3 separate regions of the Mus musculus genome follow, and all the other regions are linked to region 1. A link is a loop called in an ENCODE intact Hi-C map of the cell type or tissue named here. Cell type or tissue: heart. All regions are shown on one strand. Region 1 has its middle 17 kb from the start of Gm30402. Region 2 overlaps Gm2447 (predicted gene 2447). Region 3 overlaps Gm20750 (predicted gene, 20750).

Evidence for each region. Hi-C counts contacts between places; a loop is a spot of excess contacts. Peaks named below come from ENCODE experiments on the same cell type or tissue, not always from the same donor. Only the 100,000 strongest peaks of a DNase experiment are listed, where the experiment ranks them.
Region 2: a loop joins it to region 1, with 2.3 times the contacts of the local background. A loop is called at or near these places in 6 of 42 quality-filtered maps.
Region 3: a loop joins it to region 1, with 2.7 times the contacts of the local background. A loop is called at or near these places in 5 of 42 quality-filtered maps.

Annotation. Positions count from the first base shown.
Region 1 is chr3:52,970,746-52,978,745 of GRCm38, reverse strand. No RefSeq gene overlaps it. Among named protein-coding and RNA genes, the nearest start is that of Gm30402, 17 kb to the right of the region's middle. In heart, a CTCF peak has its summit at 3,364 (motif pointing right); a DNase peak (open chromatin) is centred at 3,415; H3K27ac peaks cover 855 bases.
Region 2 is chr3:52,760,581-52,768,580 of GRCm38, reverse strand. The region is part of intron 1 of Gm2447 (predicted gene 2447); the gene reads right to left. Among named protein-coding and RNA genes, the nearest start is that of Gm2447, 25 kb to the right of the region's middle. In heart, no CTCF peak of the experiment used is centred here; DNase peaks (open chromatin) are centred at 1,170, 1,580, 4,210 and 4,750.
Region 3 is chr3:52,903,847-52,911,846 of GRCm38, reverse strand. Gm20750 (predicted gene, 20750) reads left to right here. Exons shown (of 5, transcript NR_040555.1): 3 at 1,108-1,186; 4 at 1,369-1,536; 5 at 1,972-5,091. Among named protein-coding and RNA genes, the nearest start is that of Gm20750, 20 kb to the left of the region's middle. In heart, a CTCF peak has its summit at 4,497 (motif pointing left); no DNase peak of the experiment used is centred here.

The sequences.
Region 1 (8,000 bases):
CTGTTTTGCTCAAATTACTTTAGAAAATAGTGCTATAATATAGGTCCAAATATAAAATTGACATGTTAGCTAAGAATGTAACAGTTGCATTAATAATAAATAACATGCCAATCCATCCAATCCAGCTAACATTAATTCTAATAAATATTGAAAATGAAACATTTTGCACTAAAAATACATAAAAACACATCATAATACTAAGCTTATATACATAAGCTGAACTGGAAGAAATTCCAGATAGGGGCAAAAGTATTCCTATGAAACATTTGCTTGCTTCAAGGGATATATAATTTTCTGGCAAAGAGTTTGGGATTTTTACATCTAAAAACAGTAAAGTCTGAGCCAGTCTAAACTTTTCAAAAAATGTTATATTTATGCAAAGGTTATAGCTTTGCCACCAGGAAAGTAATTTAATTATATACTAGTATGAATCATGTATTTATGTATTATGATTTTTTTCTGATAATCAAAATCATAGCATATTAATATTTTCTAATTAAGGTAGTTTTACTGTATTCCAAACAATTTTCGATAATCTTTCCTTACAGGTTATACAAAACATTGTGGTTTTTCTCTCTGTGCTATGTATGGATCTCATGGGTTTATAGTACACTGGCAGAGTTTGTGCTGCTCTGCAATGAGAAGGAGTGAGTTCATGCATGTTGAGTATAGCCATGCAGACGCCTTTCTGACTCACCGTGCTTCCTCTGGTTTGAGTTTCCTGCATATACATTTATATTGTTTGCCCTCTACTACTTATTTAGACTATAAATCTTTCTTTCTTTTTAAAAGAAATGTGTGTGTGTGTGTGTGTGAGAGAGAGAGAGAGAGAGAGAGAGAGAGAGAGAGAGAGAGAGAGAGAGAGAGTATGAATACACTGTAGCTCTCTTCAGACACACCAGAAGAGGGCATCAGATCCCATTACAGATGGCAGTGAGCCATATGGTTGCTAGGGATTGAACTCAGGACCTCTGGAAGAGCAGCCAGTACTTTTAACAGCTGAGCCATCTCACTAGCTATTTCTTTTTGTGTCCTGTTTGGTAAATTCAAGGTGTTTCAAGATGTGGCTCTGCTCATCCAAACTTAGGGCTGTGATGCTCTGCCCAGCATCCCTCCAGCATCCCTTTACCTTGTGATGACAGTCTGCAGCCTCTGTTTTAGTTTGCCACTTCAAAGAAGAAACTTACTAAATGTTTATTTTCTCTGTTGCCTTTTATTGTTTTATTCACTTTTGCTCTGTCTTCATTTTTTCCTTCTTTCTACTTTGTATTTTACTTGGTCTTTTTTTTTTTCCACCTTGTCCAATGGTCCTAAAGGGATATTTTCATTTATATACATAACCATTTAACATGTTAATCTTTACTTCCATCTATGTTTTTCTTGTATGCATAGATCTTTATATGTTATGTCTTCCTTATCCTTTTTACTTTTAAATTTTTAAAAACTATTTTTGAATTAAAATAGAATTATTTTACTTGCCCCCCTCCACTTTTCCCCTACCTCTCCTTCACAGCTGCCCTCCTCCAAGCCCCTCCCATGTCCTCCACACTCTCAAGCTGGTAGCCTCTTTTTGCTTCCTATTGTTGTGTGTTTGTGTGCACAAACCTATAAAAACATAGCCCACTGAGTTGGATTTTGTTGTTTGTGTGTATCTGGGCTCAAGAATGGCCACTGCATTGAATGATCACTAAGGGGCTCTTCCTGGGGAGGGAGGGGTTAACTCTAGGTCTCCCTGAACTGAGTCTCCTGTAGCTCTTTGTCTAGGGTAGGGAGCTCCTCCTGCCTTCACACTAGCATGTCCACTAAGATTGCCATTGTTCTGGTCTTGCTCATCCCGCCAGTTATAGCAGAGGCTTCCTGGTATTCTGGCTCTTACAATTTTTCCACCCCATCCTCTGAGATGTTCCCTGAGCCACAGATGTGCGAGCTGTGATGTGGGAACTGTGGTGCAGATGTATCCCTGATTCTGGAGCTGTGGTGCAGATGTATCTGGGATGCAGGAGCTGTGGCACAGATGTATACCTTTGGGGCTGGGCTCACTATCATTGGTCGATCTCACTTCAAACATTTTCTAATTTCCATAGTGATCTCTTATGTTTCCTGGATTAATTGCATGTATTTTACAAACATAAATATTTCTGTCATTTTATATTTCTTTGCATCAAAAATACATCCTGTATTTCAATCCTTTGCATTTTTTTATGCGTACTTGTTCTGGCATACAATAATTATAGTAAATTGTCCTCTTTAGAATGAAGAAATGAAGTCTCTTGTGTAGTTACTGTGTAAAGCATTCTACATGTTAAGATGAGAACTTCATTCATGCCGTTGGCAATCATCTGTATCCTTTGTGATGTTTGATCTGTGAGCTAATAAGCCTTTGCAGCAATCATGAATTTTTGTTTTCAGTCGGTTTGTTGTTTGCTTTATGTATTTTCATCTACTTCTCCATGTTTGAGTTAGACTTATTTCTCCGAGGTGTGATCCACTTGGAAATATGCTGTTTGCATTTTTGCCGTTAGTGTTTTTTAACAAGGAAGCATGGCAAAGACATGTCCTCCTTACAAAGGATGGATAATAAAGATAATTTCCTTGTCTTGCCCCCGCTGTGTCTCCTCTCTCATTGCCTCAGCCCTCAGCTATTAGATGGGTGCCAATGAAGGCAGTCTCTCTGTGAACTACTGGCTGCGGTGCCAGCTGCTAGGATCCACTGGTGCATCAGGCCACACCCTCACAGCACGCTGAGGTTCCTGCCATATTGGGTCTCTCTTCTTTCTGTCTGTAATCAGATGACTTGGAACCTGCTGGCTCTGACTGGATTTTAGCACATGACTTTCATCTGTAAAAGATCCTGGAATCTTACACACTGGAGATGAGCTAGTCTTCCATTTTACAGCTGGAGTACTGCCTCATGTAAGAGGAAGGTGCTATACGCCACATTGCTTTCCAGCCCCCAGGTTTTTTGAGATAAAATGAGAATCCAGGTTATAACTAGATGCACCAGTTTCCCTCTAGGAGGTTTGTCTTTGTTTCTATCGCCTTAACAAGTAGGGAAGCACTTTTCTCGTGTGGTGGATATCTTGCTTATTTTAAAACTCTTTAATCCCGAGCCTAAGCTTAGTGTAAAACAAAGTTTGATTCATACCCAGTAGTAGCCTGAGAAACTTTCATAGAACTTGGGTGGTTAGCAGAGGAATGAGCAGAACCTCAACTCCACAGCTCGCTGCTGTGTGCAGATAGTTACCAAGTATGCCGAAGGAGTCACGTTCTGCTGAGCTATCAGTCAGGTACCAACGGCACCGAGGCTCAAATACCAAGTTACTGCTACCAGGATTTAGCAGCCAACCCTTGCCTCACTGACCAGAGGGGGGCGCCTAGGATCCCTGATAGCTGATGGCAGCCGGGCTGAGACTCAGCAGCTGCTGCCAGGCTAGACTCTGGCTGGGCTACACACCTCTGCCCTCCTTGCCTATCTCCTTGTCCCAGGCCTGGTGCTTGATCTGTGGGGCCACTTTTCCAGCTGAGTCACAACGACACAGCTGACATCACACTCACCTTCCTATGCCTCCAGCAACAACACCCCCACCCCTTCTCTAGCCTGGCAGCCTGGAAGGAAAGGAGTGCCAACGTATTTTCTAACATTTCGAGACCTCCATTCAGAGGCTTCTGGGGTGTTCTGGCACTCAAGAAAAGCCAAAGCAGGAACCCAGTTAGACCCTTCCAAAGGACTGCAGCAGCATCCAGCCCACCCTGGCCTGCACCAGAAAATCTGAGGGAACAAGAGGACTCTTTGTAATTCACACATTCCATCAAGATGGGCCCAAATCAGGTTCTGTCAACTCCCACACCACCCCGCTTTCCCCTGCTCCAAAACCAGAACCATTACATAGCTCAACAGACTTTTATTCAGATCGGAGGCTTTGTTAGCACCAAGGATTTGATCCAAGATTCTCTCTCTCTGTGGGAACTTGCATGGGCACCTCTTCCCCAAGCACCACAGCAAAAGCAGATGGCCGTCTTGGAGCGGGTCAGAAGTCCGGGACTCTGACAGGTTCAGAGTTCTATTTGCCAGGTTGAATTGCTTGTAATTAAAATGCTCCTCCTCCTTCTCCTCCTCCTCCTCCTCCTCCTCCTCCTCCTCTTCCTCCTCCTCTTCCTCCTCATCCTCCTTCTCCTCCTCTTCTTCCTCCTCCTCCTCCTCCTCTTCCTCCTCCTGCTCTGCTCTCCTGAACTTATCCTAGGAATGAGCAGCATTGATTCATGCATAGAAACAGATCTGGCCCAGAAGCGAACGCTACCACTAAACATCAGGGACATCCAGTAGAGATGTCAAGAAAGCTAGTGGGCCTGTGGTGAGCAATTAACCTTCCCCTTGGGCTCGATGTTTCCTACTTTTCAAGGCCATGGACCACAGTCAGGGTTCTGTGTGGTGAGTTGAAGCTGGCGTATGCATCCTCTTGTTTCTCGCCTTTTTGACTGTTCTCTCTCCATCCCCTTGCCTAAGCCATGCCTACAATCAACATTCTTCGTGTTTTGAGTCTTGTTAGTAACACTTCATGACATCAGTTAACATTTATCTGCTTTCTAGTGGGGGGTGGGAAATGCCTCATTAGTCTCGACACTTTAGTGGGTGAGGGCTCAGAGACACAAGCTGGCTTTGCTCCTTCCCGACTGCCTTGTGCTAATTGTCAGACTGCTCTCCAGTTGGAGAACTCACAAGGTGAGGCCTGGCCACGTGCATGCGCATCTTGAGGCAGTATGAATGGCTGGAGTCCCATCAGGAATCTTGTATTTCAAAGCCTTCCAAAAGAAGCAAGCAACAGAGCTTTTCCTATTTGGGGAGCTCCTCGTAAGAGCGATGGCATTCTCTCTGGTTGAGTATGAAATGATCTGCGAAGGGGGTCATGCTGGGACCATGGGCTGCACCCAAGCAAAGCCTGAGTCCTGTGCAGGGAGGGAGGCAGTCGCTTCCATGAGTCACTTTACAGAGTGCAAGCATAGTTCTGCTGGAAGAGCCACGCTCTGATCCTTAGATTTCCCTAGTTCCAGTTCCAGTTCTGAGTTCTGTCACCATCAGTGCCACAGCCAGTTCGTCACAGCAGGATGGAGTGACCATGTCTGGGCAAATCGTGGAAATAAGAGACAGAACACAGGTCCCCCGAACAACAGCTAAGGTTCCCCCGAACAACAGCTAAGGTTCCCCAAATGAAGATGAGATCCGGATTTCACACACCGCCCGACTGAGAGGAGCCAGGGTCTCTTGCCACCTCGGTGCCACCTGGGTGACACTGGCAGGCACTCTCAGACCCCTCCTGCTCACAGCCATTCGGTGTACGTCTTCCTGCACTTTCACACGTGTGCCTGCCTTCTTCGCACTCGGGGACAATGAGATTTAGTAACCCATTTTAATGAGGTAATTATATTTTAGCTCTATTATGTACAATTATGCCCGCCCTGAGTTGTTTCAGCCAGAACATGTGGGTGTTGACCTGTCAGTCGGTTTTGCTGCCCCACTGGGCCCAGTGTCTGGTCACACGCTCATGCTGATGCCACCCCTACTATGGCTCTGCAGGGGGTTGGTGCCAATACAAGGCAGGGGCACATGTAATTTCCTGTCCCGCCCAGAGGAACTCCTGATTGCTATGTGGTGGCCCACATCTTCCTCATCTGTTTTCTGAGCTAGCAAGATTACTTATCCAGAGCCCCAGCTAGTCCTCACGTTTGCAGGGGCTGGAAAAACAGGCCTGGCTAACCACCCGGGAGCATATAGTCTTTATTTCTTAGCTCTACGTGGTTTGCTAGCAGGGACTGGGGCTTACTGGGTGGGGATGCAAGCCCTAAACTGCCATAGAGTTGCCACCATCATGAAAACTCAACACAGTCACTCAATAAACACCTGAAGTATACTTTCTCAAGGGTAGCCCCTGGAACCACAGTGTCACGTCCTGGCTCAGAGTTCCGCTCAAATGTCCCGGCCTGGTCTGAAAGCTGCAGTCTTTGCTCTTAAACATCGTTCAAGTACTTGGTTCATCATATCTCTTCAGAAAACACGCATCCCTCTCCCACCTTCAGCCCTTTGGCCCCCAACTGAGGGGGCAAAGAATTTATGAACCATTCGATCTAGCACCTAGTCAAAGAACCACCCAGCCGATGAGGTCCTGTCTCCTGCCTGCTTCCAAGGCCTGCCTTTACTCTACACACTTTCCATTTTGGATTGCCAGTTGGGCCCTTGGTATCTTTGATGGCTTGTTCTCATACCAACTCCGCAAGGCAGACACAGGTCTTGGCAGGAACCAGGAGGGTTGGAAGGCTGGAAGGACAGCCCAGCAGCAGCAGCAGCAGCAGCGCAGAGATCAAAGCCACGTCTATGCATCTCATACTCTTTCTTTCCTCTCTATCCTCCATCCACCTCAATGCCAGGAGAGAGAAAAAGGGAACAAGCCTGATTCTAAAGCCATCAGAGAGGTGTCGTTAAGGGGGCAAGTCACTTGCTGCTTCCGGGGACTCTTGGACTAAGATAGAAACAGTATGTGCTTTCCAAATTAACTTCCTGGCAGTTTGGGGAGAGGACCTCAAATGATTTAAGTTTCCCTCACAGTGGGCTCATCAAACACAGGAAATTCAGGAAATTGTCTGTTCCTGAAGCTTCTGATACACAAAGGGAAATAAAATTTATTTTTTCATTTCCCCATTGAAGTTTGGTTCTGAAAACGTACCATCCTTACTGGCTTATATTTTGTTCCCTTGACTGTGGTGAATTCAATATTAATATGCGTGATAAAATCACTTATTTTTGAGGCAATGCTAGTCTCTGCACATCATTATGAAATTAATGTTATTGTATTGAGATAATTTCTAGGGAGGGGGTTGAAAACTCATTATTAGTGAGATATTCTGATGATGTAGCGCGAGGCAGTGACATCGAAACATTAGCCCTCAGACATGGGGGTAAACATGGTGTTCTCAGGACCCGAGAGATATGGATATTATAAATTTCTTGATATTACTGTTTGCCTTCTTACTTTATACCTCGTAGTGTCTCGATATCAATGGCACAGACTTAAACATTTCTCACACAAGGAAACATGAAAGCTGTCAGAAGTGTGTGCAGTCACATAAGTAGGTATCTGGTGTGGCCAGTGTGCAGGCTCAGAGCTACTCCCCAGTGTACAAGTCGGGGGTGTTGAATTGTAGAAGCAGCTCTGGGACACTGTTTCTTTTATTATTTTCAAGGTTAAGCGAGGGCATGCCAGTGATAGAATTCTCATCAACCAGCTTTAGGTTCCTGTCCTCAAAAAGACATCTTAGTCATGGCTTTCAAAGTTTTCCACATTCTCTATTGTTTCCAAAACTGCATGTAATTTTAAGGCTTTATGAAGCCTTCCCTTTGCTGGTGGAAAGATGTTTCTAAAAACTGCCAGGCCATTTGTTTCTGTTGTTCAAAACAGAATATCAGATACTCATTAAACTGTGGGGGATGGGGGAAGAGAGTTATATTTAGATTTGATATAATTTATATAATGCCCCAAAGATATGATCAGTGAGGCGATAATATGAAATTTCTTTTCACTTCTGTGTATTTTTATACAATGTGGCAGGTGTTCTTGTTTATAATTATCTAGTTTGGAGGAAGATTTTTAATATTTTTTTTAATATTGAGATAGTTTGTAAAAAGTTAAAATAGTGGCAATGCTCATATCCATACACCATTATGAAACTCATGTTTTTAATCTTGAGATAATTCCAAAGGAGGGAGGTTGGAAATTCATTATTAATGAGATATTCTGATGATACAAAGCTGTGGTTAGAGACATCGGAACATTGGCTCTCAAACATGGGGTGTAGGCATTTCTATGCTCTTGTGACCCAAGAGAGAAGTCTGACTTACCGAGAGACCATCTGTTGTGAGGGGTGTCCCATGCCTGACACCTGCCACTCCACATAGACTATCCTGTCAAAGGACGTCTGATCCAAATGGATTAAGACATAAACATTATTGA
Region 2 (8,000 bases), 210 kb after region 1:
CATGCTTCTTAGTGGCACCCAGGCTCTCTGCATGATGGCGCTTGGCAGGGGTGATCTTGGGCATGTTCTACGTAATCCTCCCCCTCCCCACCCTCCACCTCCCACCATGCTGTGCCAGGTTGGTGGACATCTCAAGCTAGATCCATGACCAGGTCCTAGGATACTAATCTCATGTTCACTCCTGCCCGGGGCCCATGGACCCAGTCTGGCCGCTGGACTGGTAGAGACCTCACAAATTTCAAAGAGAAACTATAAATGTAGATCTTTATATAAAAAATTCCTAGTTTTTGAAACAGAGTCTAGTGTAACACACAATCTAACCTTGGACAACCAGGCAACACAAGAACTCAGAAAATGAGAGGGAGTCCTATAGTCAAAATACTCAAAGAAAAACCTAATTTTAAATACTTTTACTTATCATTCCTGAAAATATTCTGGTGCCTGTTGGAACACATGTCCCAATTTTTAATTTAGAAAATACAGCTTTGATACTTCCAATTTAATTGCCACTTTAGACTGCCTTAGATATTAATAGTAGTCCCCAAAGTCCTAGACTCAAAGAAGAAACAGGCTTTCTCACATTAAAGGGAGAGAAGCGGGCTGAGCTTCATGGTATTTATTTTAAAGAACCAAGAATGTTATAAACTGCCTCGGTATTTTCTAAATCTCAATGCATTTTTTCTTTGCTTTCGCTTGCTCACGTCTCTCAATCTGTAAGTGTTTGGCTGGATTATTAGGAAATTAAATATACTTGAGTCATTCTCAGAGATCTGGTTCATGATGAGGGCACGCATCCTTAGGGAATTGCTACTCCCTTCTAAAAGTTCTGATCCAAGAGCAGGGAAAGCTGACAGGCAACTTCCCAACCTACTACCCAACAGCCTGTTATCCAAGGACCCACTACCGAACAGCCCACTACGCAGAAGGCAGCAGCACTAACTTCCCTAAGACAGGCAGCATATTGCTCCACCTGGGACAGAGCGTGTTGTGGTGTTGGAGCGAGCCCAGCAGACCACATAGGGAGTAACAAGCAGAAGAAGTTAACCTGAAGAAACCTTTAATTCCCTCGTGGCCTTTCACCCCAACTAGGAAGCCCAGGGCATTTAAGGTTGGCCACATTTCTCTGAGAAGCCAAAAATAATATCTGATGAAGCAAAGTCTTTGAACAGGAAATGGGCAGGGCCTCAGTTCCAGAGCTGGAGCGGCTCACGGGATCATAATGCCACTGCCTTTCCTGGTGTCAAACGCGTTCACGGCCCGGTGGTTGTAGATGCCCATTGTGGAATACAGGAAACAACAACAACAACAAAACACTACATCCTGCACTCATCCAAGTCAGGTAATTACACTGACTGCAAACCATGCAGGCACAGAGCACCAGAAATCTTTCAGGGGGTCCTTTGTGCATGCCCTGCCTCTTCCAGAACGAGGCTAATTTGCTCCTGTTTCAGCCAGCTCCAGCCAAGAAAGCAGATGAAGGACAGAAAGGAGAGTGAATTGTCAGCGTTATTGAAAAGACTCATGGTTAGTCACACTCTCTCACAGTCCCACACCACTCATTAGCAGACCTGAGAACTGGCGTGCCTCCCACAGCTGAGCTCAGGACCTGGCAGGCCCCCCGGGGACCCACGAAGCCCTGTCTTCTCCTACACCCTGCAATGAGAAAGGCCAGTTTGGGCAAGCCTGAGTACAATTGAGTACCTGGATGCTAGGTGAATTTGTTTTATGTTCTGTGTTGCTTAAAATATAATTATTCAGGTGTTCAGCTGGGGTGAGAATCAAGGTGTCATATCCGTGTTAGGATGACACAGTTACCTGCCTAGAACGGCCATTTTTCTCCCCATCTTTCCCACGGAGGACCCAAGAAATGGCTAACTTGTCTGCCTTGCCTCCTCCAGTCAAAGCCGTTCTTCCTGGTGCTGGAAGCATTTGTCTTGCTTGTCCAGCACCAGTAATCATAACTTCAACTACAGGGATAGCCCCCGAAGAATCCAAGCATCAAGGACACACCCAGGAGACTGACAAACTCTGGGAAAGCCAAGGGACTTACTGCAGAGTGTAAAGCAAAGACGCTAACTCCTGTTCTCTGTTTGGCTTTCATTCCAGATGTTGGAGCTATGGCCTCGTATGAAGATCCCATTTCTAGTTAGGACAGCAACCCATCCCTGATATTATTGAAAATAAACAATGCTCTCGAGTCATAACTCTATAAAGTTAGAACAAGACTAAGCAAAGAGATCTGGCTTCTTTTAGGATGGCCTGTACTCTCCGAAGAGAGATTGCTGAATCTCAAACAAAGTACACGAGGCCAGGATATTGTAAATGAATGCAATGAGGTGTTAATCACAGGGGGTCATGGGTAACAGTGAGCCATGATGGTTTTGATGAAAAGAGACGCATAGGCAATTGCATGCTTAGTTCTGTGGTCTCTCCTGTCAAAAGTCATTGCAACAGTGGTTGTCAAATCCATGTAACATGGCAAACAGTATATGCAAGCTTACTTTGACTATATTATAGTGCCTGAAAACAATGACTCTGGCCCTGAAAGAAATCCATCGTGATGATGGGGGCAGATGTGATAAGGCCTTGGAAATGTCGACTAAAAACCTGATATAAATGTGAAAGACATACGTCAATGGACATTCAACTTATGCCAAGCCTAACAGTTGCCCCGTAGACAAGTCCCAGCACCAGTCTGCCTCCCAGGGAAGGAGAGGCAGGCCTGAGTGAATGTGAGCTAGTTATACAAGGTGGCTTGAGGTACCATCTCTCCCCTGGTTAGCTTCAGCTGTCAACTCAGCACAATCCAGAGTTCTTTGAGGGGGGTCTCAGCTGGGGAATTGCCTTGATCAGATTTTCCTGTCAGTATGTCTATGCAATATCTTCTTGATTGCTAGTTGATGTAAGAAGACCCTGCCCCATTGTGGGCAGCAGCATCTCTAAGCAGATTAGGCTCCGCTGTATAATAAAGGTAGCTGAATGCGAGCCTTGGAGCAAGCTAGTGCACACTGCTCCTTCATGGTTTCTGCCCCCCTTCCTGCTTGAGCTCCTGCTCTGATTTTCTTCAAGAGTGGATTGCATCCTGGAAGTCCAAGATGAAATGAAATAAACCCTTTCTTCCTCAACTTGCTTTTGATCATGTTGCTTATCACTGCAACAGAAAGCAAACCTGGACACCCTCCCATCATCTGAGTCCTCCAACTCCCCCACCCCCACCATTGTCTGTGCTCCTGAGTATAGAGGCAAAGATTAATTAAAGTAACAGTTCACTTGACCCCTGGAGGAATTTATGAGTTGCTATGGTTCCCTAGTGTCTCCTTCTCCAAGGATGCTAGCCAGCTTTTTGTGACATGATGCTCATCTTCAGCCTGACTATTATATGTATCATAAACACACCAACCAGCTTCTAAAGGTGTCTCAGATGCACACAAATGGGTTTAACAAGAAAGTGTCCGTCAGCTTCAATACTTTCATTACAGTCAGCCGTAGCTGTCATGTGCAGATTTACCTGGGCTTTGACAGTATCTATGGAAAACACATCTGTAATTGAACAAATATGAACTTTTTTCTTTCCTTTTTTCATCATACAATATACACATACATGACAGCTAATATTCCCATAGTATTTACATTTGATTGTGCACTCTAAGTAATACAAACATTATTTAAAGTCTAGGGAGAGTGTGTGTAGGTTATATGCAACTACTGTGCCATTTTATATAAGTAATTTAAGACCCACCTTAGAATTTGATGTTGGAGCAGGATCCTGGAACACATCTCTCAGGACCCAATGGACAGCTTGGCTTTCAGAACAAAATGATATTGTTTTCATACTTTTCTTACATACCATCTAAAGTGCCACAAGTGTACTGACAACACTGAAACGCACCCCTATGAGGAAATAGTTTTCTCATTTCACAGAGACTCAGAGATTGACCATCATCACACCATTAGGATATGCCAGAGTTGGGACACGAGCCTACCGTCTTACGGCTTAATTATTATGCTATTTAAGACAGGAGGGCATGATTTCCTGTGGACACAGGCTCTGGTGCACCCAATGGACTTCTGAGAGTTTGGGAGGATGACTCTCTGGTGACATAAGGACCTGCCTATAACAGGACAAATAATTTGAGAAAATAAGGCCTTGGGAGGCATGGCTTAGTGAGCAGCCAGCTTGGCTTGACTTCTACAGACAGTGACTCAGCAGGCCACTGGGCCTCTCTAGCTTCATGGTCACTGACTTTATCATGACATACTGGAGTTCATGTCTCCTGGGGTTGAGAACAGAGCTGAGCACTGGCTGGCTAACAGAATCATTGAACATCCCTGAACGGAGGTCCCTCACAGTTAAAGGACATAAACGTAAACAGAAGATTTACCGTTAGCCCATTTGTCACGGAGACTTGATAACCACGGGAAGAAATCCCTCTTAAGGTTTTCTTGAAAACGGTTGCTTTTCCTCACTTGGCAGTGGCTGTCGTCTCTGCTTAGTCTTCGTCTCCCCAGTATTTGGTAAATAATTCATATTTTTTTTTATCAAGTCGCTGTGGCACCTCGCTGTGTCATACATACTTCAGCTCTGAACCTTCCAGCTGCTATCCCTACCTTCTCTTCAAGCTTCTGTAGGGGAGGTGCCAGCGTGCAGTTGTGGCCAGAGCTTCTAGCACTGCACACTGAGTAGCTGAGCCTTGGCTTGCCTGTCCCAATCATTGTCATCTGCACTGACACCCCTCCTCACAGCTTGGACATGTGTCGACAAGGCTCTGGCTGTGAGCCTGCTTTCCTCATAGAGGTCCAGTGCCTGCAATAACTGGATTTTTCTCTTGTGGTGGAGAGTAATTGGGTTAAACTCAGCAACATTTGATTCTGACTTACAAATGGCCTGATCTAGTTTGGGCCTCTGTGAACTCCAGGCGGGAATGAGCAGACAGTTAGACAGATGTCCTCTGGCTGTCCTGTGGCAATTTCAGTGCACACTCAGGAGACATCACATGGAAATTTCTGGAGGGAGGCAGGGTTTGTGGGCTTAGGATGTAAGGCGAGCGTCTGGGAGGCTCAAAAGAGGAGGAAGCAATGCTTGATCATATCACAGTTCGAACTTATGGCCGTGCAAACGTTTTCATAGGAATAGATGGAAACACAGACATTCAGTGACACCTGCAAATGCAGACTTAGGAGGTACTGTGTGGGAGGGCATGTCAGGTAATATCGGCGAGCAGAAAAAAAGAGGTTTGCTCTGGTGTGCCACCGCCGCCCGGCTAGTACCTCTGTTTTATAATCCCACAAGGTCAGCACGGAAACAGAAAGATGTTCCAGTGCTAAGAGCATCTGGAAATTCAACCCTGCTGAAGATTGCTTCCTCCTCTGACCAGCAAGACCTATGTGCCTCCACTCTGGAGGACTCCTTGTGAGTTGCTGGCTGGAGAGCCAGTGAGATGTCCAATTGTGAGGAACGCTTTAACTAGTCACCCACAGTCTGCCAGACGTAAAAAACTATCTTGACATTTTTAAGATCATACTCGACAGTCAGGCACCAGAGGTTGGTAGGGTAAAGTGATTGTCCTGTCAACAAGCTTGGATTAGGTGTGTCTGTCCACGTGGTAACAGAGCAGGAGAGGGTCGTGGGTGGACACCCCTCGCATTCTCTTCAGGAGCTTCAGCTTGCAAATGAGCAAGTGCATCTCAGGGTTGTGTGTGAGAGAGAGAGGAAGTCTTCAACACCCAATAGCTTCTAAATTATGAGTTAAAACAAATTAATGACTCCCAGATGAGGAAAGTTTCCATTGAGACATACGAGTCATCAACCTAGGAAGAGGTCCCAGTGCCCTCAGCGCATGCCAAACTGGTTCCCAGCTCAATAATCCTTTAGAGTCAACTGTCTCTTGCAGGGAGAGGCCGTCCCAGGAGGTGGCATGAATCATGAGTCGGATTGACACAGGAGAGACCAAGTCTTGGCTGAACCATGAGGAACCAGCCAAGGTCTGATTCGAACCTAAATGAGGATGAGGAAGGAACAGAGAAGCAGACCAAAGGTGCCCTCATCTAAGTGTCTACCTGTGGTTGCACATCACCACGGAGCCTCTGGGTGCACCCAGTCATACCCTTCCAAGAGGCGTTCCTTCATGTGACCCTGCTCACTCTCCACCTTGTGTGTGCTGTCACACTAAATGAAGGGAAGCAGGATCCAGTGCCACCTCAAGTAGCTCTGAGGGTCAGTGACCCGGGCAGGAATCCTCCCAAACAAGTTCATACCGCATTATGATGCCTCTAGAGCTGGCCGAAGACTTGAGCTGAGGAGAGGAGCTGTGTGCTCCTCAGACCCTCTCATTCTGTACACACTCCCCACAGAGGTGTATTCACAGCTGTGGAAGCCTCAGTTACCCCCCCACACACACACACACACGACAAATGCCCAATTCCAGGTCCTTGAGTCAACAGTGTCTCCTAAGCCTGCTATGTGACAGGCCCCAACCAAGCCAACTGAAAAGTAGACACAGGAAGGTCAGTAAAATACGGTGTTGGCTGGCAACACTCAGGGATGGCTTGGGGGTCTAGGGCTACTGCTTTTTTTTTTTCACACAAACTTGTAGTAAATAAAAACAGTAATAATGGCTTTTTAAAAATCTGCTATTTGTTGAGAATTTAGCAAATTACTTCATTCCATCTGCTCAGTATAAAATACTTTTTGGGCCTCAGAACATGCATCACAATCTACTTCAGACTGAGTGAATTATTTTAGCTCTTCATCTCCATCGTGATGTTATTAAGGGTGGGGTGGTATTTAAAAGATGATTAAGGGACCCATACACACAACTGGGGTCAGGAACCTTTTGAAAGAGTTTGGGAGGACCAGTGTCTCCTTGGCTTGTCGTTCCCTTCTTTTATCAAGTGAGGACATGACGTTTTTCCCATCTGGTGGGCACAGGAAGAAAGGTTCCATCCTGGAAGCAGAGACTGAACCCTCACCAGACACACCTGCAAACTCCTTGATCACAAACTTCTCAGCCTATAGAATCGTGAGAAGCAAATTGCTGTTTGTAAATCTACCAGTTCCGACTGGTTATGACATCTTCTTCATGTGGACCAAGCCCAGCTCAGGCATACCTCCTCAGAACACAGCCCTACCACAGCTTAATCTACAGAGAGGGACAGAGCAACTCACACCTCAGGAATATTGTGTTATGGATCATTTTAGCAATGAGACTAAGATCGTAGTGCTTTGTCATTCAATTTTCATATACATGATAAGAAAAATACAGAGGTCTTTGATCCACTTAGATTTGAGCTTTAGTCATTAGATATGCACTCACTGATAAGTGGATATTAGCCCAGAAACATAGAACACCGAAGATAGTTTGCAAAACACAAGAAAATCAAGGAGAAGGAAGACCAATGGGTGGATACTTCATTCCTCCTTAGAATAGGGAACAAAATACCCATGAAAGGAGTTACAGAGACAAAGTTTGGAGCTAAGACGAAAGGATGGACTATCCAGAGACTAACCCACCCAGGGATCCATCCCATAATCAGGCACCAAACCCAGACACTATTGCATATGCCAGAAAGATTTTGCTGAAGGGAGCCTGTTATAGCTGTCTCGTATGAGGCTATGCCAGTGCCTGGCAAATACAGAAATGGATGCTCACAGTTATTTATAAGATGGAACACAGGGCCCCCAATGTAGAAGCTAGAGAAAGCACCCAAGGAGTTGAAGGGGTCTGCAACCCTATAGGTGGAACAACAATATGAACTAACCAGTACCCCCAGAGCTTGATGTCTAGCTGCATATGTAGCAGAAGATGGCCTAGTCGGCCATCACTGGGAAGAGAGGCCCCTTGGTCTTGCAAACTCTATATGCCCCAGTACAGGGGAATGCCAGGGCCAAGAAGTGGGAGTGGGTGGGTAGGGGAGCAGGGAAGGGGGGAGGGTATAGGGAACTTTCAGGATAGCATTTGAAATGTATATAAAGAAAATACCTAATTAAAAAAAAAGAAAAT
Region 3 (8,000 bases), 67 kb after region 1:
GGCATATATCCAGAAGATGCCCCAACAGGTAAGAAGGACACATGCTCCACTATGTTCATAGCAGCCTTATTTATAATAGCCAGAAGCTGGAAAGAACCTAGATGCCCCTCAACAGAGGAATGGATACAGAAAATGTGGTACATCTACACAATGGAGTACTACTCAGCTATTAAAAAGAATGAATTTATGAAATTCCTAGCCAAATTGATGGACCTGGAGGGCATCATCCTGAGTGAGGTAACACATTCACAAAGAAACTCACACAATATGTATTCACTGATAAGTGGATATTAGCCCCAAACCTAGGATACCCAAGATATAAGATATAATTTGCTAAACACATGAAACTCAAGGAGAATGAAGACTGAAGTGTGGACACTATCCCCCTCCTTAGATTTGGGAACAAAACACCCATGGAAGGAGTTACAGAGACGGAGTTTGGAGCTGAGATGAAAGGATGGACCATGTAGAGACTGCCATAGCCAGGGATCCACCCCATAATCAGCATCCAAACGCTGACACCATTGCATACACTAGCAAGATTTTATTGAAAGGACGCAGATGTAGCTGTCTCTTGTGAGACTATGCCGGGGCCCAGCAAACACAGAAGTGGATGCTCACAGTCAGCTAATGGATGGATCATAGGGCTCCCAATGGAGGAGCTAGAGAAAGTAGCCAAGGAGCTAAAGGGATCTGCAACCCTATAGGTGGAACAACATTATGAGCTAACCAGTACCCCGGAGCTCTTGACTCTAGCTGCATATATATCAAAAGATGGCCTAGTCGGCCATCACTGGAAAGAGAGGCCCATTGGACTTGCAAACTTTATATGCCCCAGTACAGGGGAATACCAGGGCCAAAAAGGGGGAGTGGGTGGGCAGGGGAGTGGGGGTGGGTGGATATGGGGGACTTTTGATATAGCATTGGAAATGTAAATGAGTTAAATACCTAATAAAAAATGGAAAAAAAAAAAAAGAATGTCAGGATTTTGAGTCACTTTATCATAAAATTATTATAGTTTCACATATTTCTGAAAAAATTGTTCAGTAATATAAACAATGTGGTGGAAATGTTTAGTTACTTACTAACCAATACTTATCATTTCAGGACAAGGACCTAGTCTTAATGTTCTGGATCTCTTTTCTAAGCTGGATGGGCTCAAGACCGAGGCCCTTGTAGTGACGAGGTGAGTGAATGCCCAGGGCTGTGGTGACCTTGAGGTCTACCATGGGTTGTCTTTTCTACCTTTACTGTTCTGTTCAAACTGAGCAGAGTCTGACAAGACTGTCACAAACCATAGGACACATCACTGTTCTATTTGGTACCAAATGTGTCATCTGCATCTCATTTATTCTTCCTAAATCTTAGGGATCATTGAGGAAGACGGACCAGAAAGATCCTATGAGCCAGAGGTAGTGAATAACTACAGTGAAACAGTGTTTTCTGGACAATGCAGGGCAGCTGCAGATGTGAACCAAGAATGTGAACTCACAGTGGATGCGCCTGCATTCAGAAGACAGCACAAGATCAAGCCAGGTGAAAACCTAGCAATGTGAGCAGGGGTTCAGGAAGCCCCACCCAGAGTTGAGAATACTGGCAGCTGCTAACTGCTGGGGGAAGGAGAGACAGTTTTCTTCAATGATATGGCCCCTGAGAGGCTGCCCATGCTCCACTGGAGGATCTTACACCCACATACGTACTGGTAACATTAGATTGAAGTCAAAACTTCTGGTGTCTTTGGAGACTCAGTTGTGTCATGTGATGTTCTTCTGGAAGCTGTCTTAGGAGAGGATGTTTTGCTGAGGCAGACACATGAGAGGATGTTTTGCTGAGGCAGACACTTGAGAGGGCATGTGAGATTTGGAAAGCGTGGAAGTAGAACCTAACAGACAGTGAATGATGCTCTTGCATTGGTTTGCCTTGCAACATTTTGCTGGTCCTTGCTGATCTTTGCTCGTCGTGTCTTTGTAGAGAAAAATGCATCAGAGAATTTCTCATGGTATTCTGGCTGCTTCTTACCACTGCCATGGACTTGGGTGGATTTGGTGGAGCCTTGTGGTTTCTTCTGGATTGAGCCACTGCTGCTGATTCCTGCTTGGTGTTTTGGATTGGACTGCTGATATCCTAACAACAAAGATCAGAATTACCCTAAAGAACTACTTCTAAACAGGTCCACATCCCCAGTTTCCTATTAACTTTTCTTTCCCCCTACCTCTGGTAGGTGGGTTAAAAGGAAAGTTGATGTATTTAAGAACCCTTATTAAAGCAGGTTTTGAAAAATCTAAGCCTACACTAGATAGACCCAGAAAAAGCGACTTAGGGAGAAATGGAGTTATTTGGCTCACAGTTCCAGGTCATGGTTCATCATTGCAGAGAAGTCAAGAAGAAAGGACTTGAAACAGCTGCTAACATCACATTTACATCTAAGAGCAGAAATCAATATATATTATACACTAGTGATAAGATCTCTCTCTCTCTCTCTCTCTCTCTCTCTCTCTCTCTCTCTCTCTCTCTCTCTCTCTCTCTCTCTCTCTCTCTCCTATATAATCCAGGATTCACTGCCTAGAGAATGGTGACACAAGGGAGCCGGCCTTCCCTCTCATCAAACAATCCATAGGCATGCCCACAGGCCAGCCTATTCTAGATAATTCCTTATTGAGGCTTCTGCCCAGGTAATTCTAGAATCTTTCAAGTTGTCAGTTAAAAATGAAGACTCAAACCAGCTGAGCATGGGTAGCCTCACCTTCCTGCCTCCACACCTTTCCTCCCTTGAGAGATTAGCCTGTCAAGCTGCAGTCAGGTGTTTGGCCACAGCAATAAGAGGAGTAGCTAATGTGTTTATAATTTGTATAGTTCCTAAAAGGAGTGCATGAGAATTTATGAGAAAATGTATAGATATAATAGAAGATCGATCTAGTATTGTAAGTGTTAATTGTAAAGTTAAAGAAATCACATATACTACACTTTAAATATCAGCAAAATCTTATTGTTGAGAAAGCTTTTGTAAGATATACAAAATTAGATAGTACTTCATAGTTTCCCATGTTCACTAGACTATAGCATAATTTTGCTTCCGCAATATAGGAGGAGTCTAGTGGATAGTGCTTGTGTTGCATGCTGCTTTTTATCTGGACATGGTATAATTATATCTTGGGTTATCCCTAGTAGCAATGGCAACCAGAGCAGTACCATGGAAGCTGGGTCTATGGTAATGGTGACAGAACTATTGTCTCCTTAGAGAGGGGAGAAAGAAAGAGTTAGAAGACCCTCGCTTGAGAGCCCTCCCCCAGATGCAAGTGATCTTGAGAGATGCTGGAGTATATGGGAATTAAAAGGTTAACTGAAGTCTGGACTCTATGAGATCACCATCCATGGTGGAGAGGGGGTTGGTGAGGCTGCAGCTTGTTGGGGGTCACTCATACTCTTCTAAGTAACCCCTCCCCCGTGCTCTGTAACAACCCCAAGAAGCACATCAGTCTCACCTTTGACCTGTCATGGTTGTGGATGTCCATCTAGAGTGATTACACATTTGGTTTCCCCAGGAGAAGTTACCATAACCCTGCTCTTTTAGGAGTAACATGGAAGTCACTGAACCTGCCCAGTGGTCTTCCAGTCTTTGAAGTTTAAGGAAGGTTGCAGGTACAACCCCCATAGTGACTTGTTCTTTCATTCTAGACACCACCATGGAGACATCCATTGCTGTTGTTAAAGTCAGAGCTCCTGATACGCACACAGCCCTGCCTTAGCTGAGACCCTAGGGGTTTACACTTCTAACCAGCACTTGCTGCTCAATGCCATCTTGTCTCTCAGCCCCAGAGTCTTGAAACTGCACTAGCACTTGGTCAAACCATTCTTTCTTTGCACTCAATGTCAGAGCATAGATGCCCAGCCACTCTCTGTTCCATGTGCATTGCTGTCTTCTCCCAAAGCTTGGTGCCATTCACTCAGAGGCTTAAAGTACACAGTAACTGCCAACTCTCCCAAAGGCAGCAACTTCAAAACTCAGACTTTAAAAGACCTTTTGTGCTTTCTATAAGGAAATAAAGAGAGAGAGGTATGCCATTTCCAAGGGTACCTCCAACAACCATACCTGCAGTCACAACACAGAATAGCAGTTTTTATGTAAGTATCCAAGCAGTGAAGGAAGAGGGCTATTAAGCACCAGCTCCAAGTGGCCCCAAGCTCCACCACTGCTCTTGGAATAGTTCTAACCCGTCTAACCATGGCCTAAATCAGCTCTTATAAAATGGCCTTTGTGCTTTGCAGGCTGTGTGTGGGGTTAGGTTGTTTTTGTTTTGATTTGTTTGTTTATTTGATGTTTTTAATTATTTGCTTTCTAAATGAAATTTTAGAATTCTTCTTTTTGGGGGGTTGGGTGGGGCTTTACTTGTTGTTCTAGACTTTTCCTTTTCTCTTCTATTAGTGTCAAACCCAAGGGTGTATGCTCAGTTGGCAAAGTTGGCCAGGAGATATTACTGACCCCTAGTGGCTACAGCCCAAAGGGTTCATGGGGAAAGCTCTGAAAGAGTTCTTGAAGGGGTGAGTGTTTGTATACTTGGAGGAGGAGGGAGTCCAGAATGGCTAGAATAATAAATAGCCCATATATAGAAAGCGACTAAGAACTGAAGGAAGATTGAAACCCAAAAAACCCAGAGATAAAAGCCAATGATAAGTCTCAGTGGGTGAGACCCAAATTAAATTTAGAGAACTCACGTAGTGGAAGAAGAGAACCAAGGACTTAGAGACTAGCCCAGCCTGGAAGTGGAATTTTAAATATAACAGCTAAGTGGTGACAACTGGGATTCAAATGTGCCAAGATCCTCAGGCAGAGCTGGCTCAGAGCACTGGGGCTGAGAAGACTTCAATCCAGGCAGTGTGCATCATTGACAAACATCAACTACGCTGGCCTGTTTCTGCCAGTCTTCACATGGGGTGGTGTTCTCACATTAAAATAGAATATAGTGTGGATGTTGGCTATTCCATCACAGTAACTATAGCATAAGACAGCATGTAGACCTCTCTTAACAGATAATGTGAAGAAATCCAATATTATGAAGTCTATCTATGAATAAGACTATTCATATACAGATGAAAAATATGTTTTCGGTTATTTTTTCTTTACTATAATGATACATCTTTCATGTATATAATGATCTATACTGACACCTACAATCTACAGAAAGGAGGCATGAGGAAATGTAGAAGATGAAGAATTTTCATCGTAAAACATGAAATTGTATACTTTAAAAATTAAAGGATGTAGCCAAAACTTATTTATGACAATTAAAAGTCAAAGAGAGAGAGAGTGAGAGGGGGGAGGGAGGGAGGGAGGGAGGGAGGGAGGGAGGAAGGAAGGAAGGAAGGAAGGAAGGAAGGAAGGAAGGAAGGAAGGAAGGAAATCCACAGAAAATGTTAGGGTAACGTGGTTCTGTGCTTTTCCAGTCTTTATAGTCTGGAACATGAAGCACTACAAAAAGCATATGATAGTAGAGGCATCGGGTCACAAACTCAAGAGCCGGTGGCCAGGCTCAGTGCTCCATGTGAACTGATAGGAACAGCCAGTTCACTCATGAAGGCACATTTTGACTAAGCTATTATTCCTAAGTTAAAGCGCAGTGTCAGGTTAGGAAGAGCGAGAATGCATGGAAGGTCCCTGCCCTGTGGAGTTCCAGACACTAAAGGAGACAGTTGTTAGGCATGTTGCTTCCACAAGGGTTGGCAAGGGCCATGATGGATAATTCACAAGAGCCCTACACAGGCCCTGGAAAGGCTATAGGGATGGCAATCTCTGTCACACTAGGAAGAAAGGCTTTGTTAGTCTATAGGTCTGTCTCATTCAAAAGTATAAAACAAGCCAAACAAACACAAACATCCTTGATATCTGTACCCAAGGTAGGTACTGTAAACCTCGGATTTTATTCACCTGACTGGGCTTCAAGTAATTTTTGGATCTTTTAAAAGGACAAAGGTTTGCCATCACTGAGAATATGTGAAGTATTTTTAAAACCCGAAAGTGCTCTTGGAGCAAAGCGGCACCATTACGATAAATGTCAAACACCCCGAAGGGACCAAGATGAAGGGGGTGATACTCCCAGAGAGGAATCTGAGAGATGGAAATGCGTTCTCCTCTGAAGCAGCATCCCTTTTATGGAAGAGCCAGTGTGCAGAGCTGGTTAGCCAGGATTTAGGGCTTTCTGGTACTAGCGCCTTTGTTTAAACACGGAACAATAATGATTCTTCTTAAATGGCCCGCTTAGGCATGGGAACTTGGATCAGATTTGGACTTGGATTTGGGTCTCAGCCCAGCTTCAGAGCGTAATATCAGGATGGTCATTTAATCACTCTCAGCCACCCTTCTATTCCTAATCACTTTATTGTGAAGGTTCCCAAACCAAAGGAAAAGCTTTCACAATAAACATCCACAACTCTGTCACAGAGAGTTGATGGACGCTTTTTAGTTTCCCTATCCCATATTGTGGACCTGTGCATGTCTCCACAGTAACATCCATTCTGAGTCCATCTTAGTTTCTAAAAGATATCAATGTAAACTCCCCCCTCCAAGTATCAGCATACAAATAAGTAACTAGAGTTGAATAATTGCGTGTAGTTTTCTTCTTTTGATGAAAAAAAGAAGAAGAAGAAGAAGAAGAAGAAGAAGGAGGAGGAGGAGGAGGAGGAGGAGGAGGAGGAGGAGGAGGAGGAGGAGGAGGAGGAGGAGGAGAAGAAGAAGAAGAAGAAGAAGAAGAAGAAGAAGAAGAAGAAGAAGAAGAAGAAGAAGAAGAAGAAGAAGAAGAAGAAGAAGAAAAAGAAGCCATATCTGAAAACTCTGGTGGCTATGTAATTGAAAGGACCCTTGGAGGTAGCATAGATAATGTGGGCTCATTCGTAGTTGGTTATTTCATTTTATGTATTGGCCATTGCACAAGAGTTTTAGGATATTATAGTGAGCAAGAAATAATGAACAATGTGCGAAAGAGATGATTATAAATGAAAGCCAATAAAGTACTGAAGGGGGCTTGACAGAGAGGGCAGGCTGCTCGGAGACCATGTACACAAGGGAATTCAGTTGAAGACATGGAAAGTGAGTGAGTGCTGAGATTATGACAGGACCCTGATCCAAAGGAAAGGACGTTTATATGGCGCCATCCTTGAAGAAACTCGGCGAGACTGGAGAGCAGCCTGTGGAAAGGGAGATTTGTGAGTATCAAGGCGTGATGGTGTCATCCTCCTGAGGCAGAAGAGAAGATTCAGGAGGCCCTGTGGCTTCCAGAGACAGTGCGAGGAGGAAGGGAAGTCAGCCCAGCCAAAGACCTGGACATGTGAAGCTGAACCAAGATGAGGCTCAGTCTCTAGCACCGAGGAACTAAATTATGTTAATTTCCATGTGATGGACCACCCTCAGATAGAAGTTAATATCAACATTTGCAGATAAAGCTACATAAAGATAGTGTGTGCCTTCGTAGACAATTCATTGTTCTTATTTTCATTTAACAGAGTTTTGTTGAAAGCCTGGTGCAAAATAATTTTCCTCAGACTAAAGGAGGAATGACACACCCTGGGGACTGCCATCCTAGTCTACAGCTGGGCGGGGCCAGCCCTTGATTTACTCTTCTTAGCAACCAGTTCCAGGAACCTCTTAGTTTTGAACAATGACTAATGATCATAAAAAGCAGTTAATATTTATGAGTGTTTACTGTGCGCCAGCAAAGTCTTGAAGTCTTTACTTGATTGCTTCATTCAGTAGGACACATAACAACTTTACTTTTGTCCTGATTTACAGATGAGAGGACAGACACAATGAGTTTGTGGCTGATTCAAGCCATACCACAAGAGGAGGAGTCAGAGCTCCAGAGTAGCTGGTACTTACAACCATTGTCCCAACCACTATGCTATGTATTAAGTGACCAATTCATACACAGCTGTGGCCCGTGGAGAGGTGACATGCACCTGACAGTGTTAAAGTCCGTATCACCCTAGAATAGATAATGCCAACATGACCT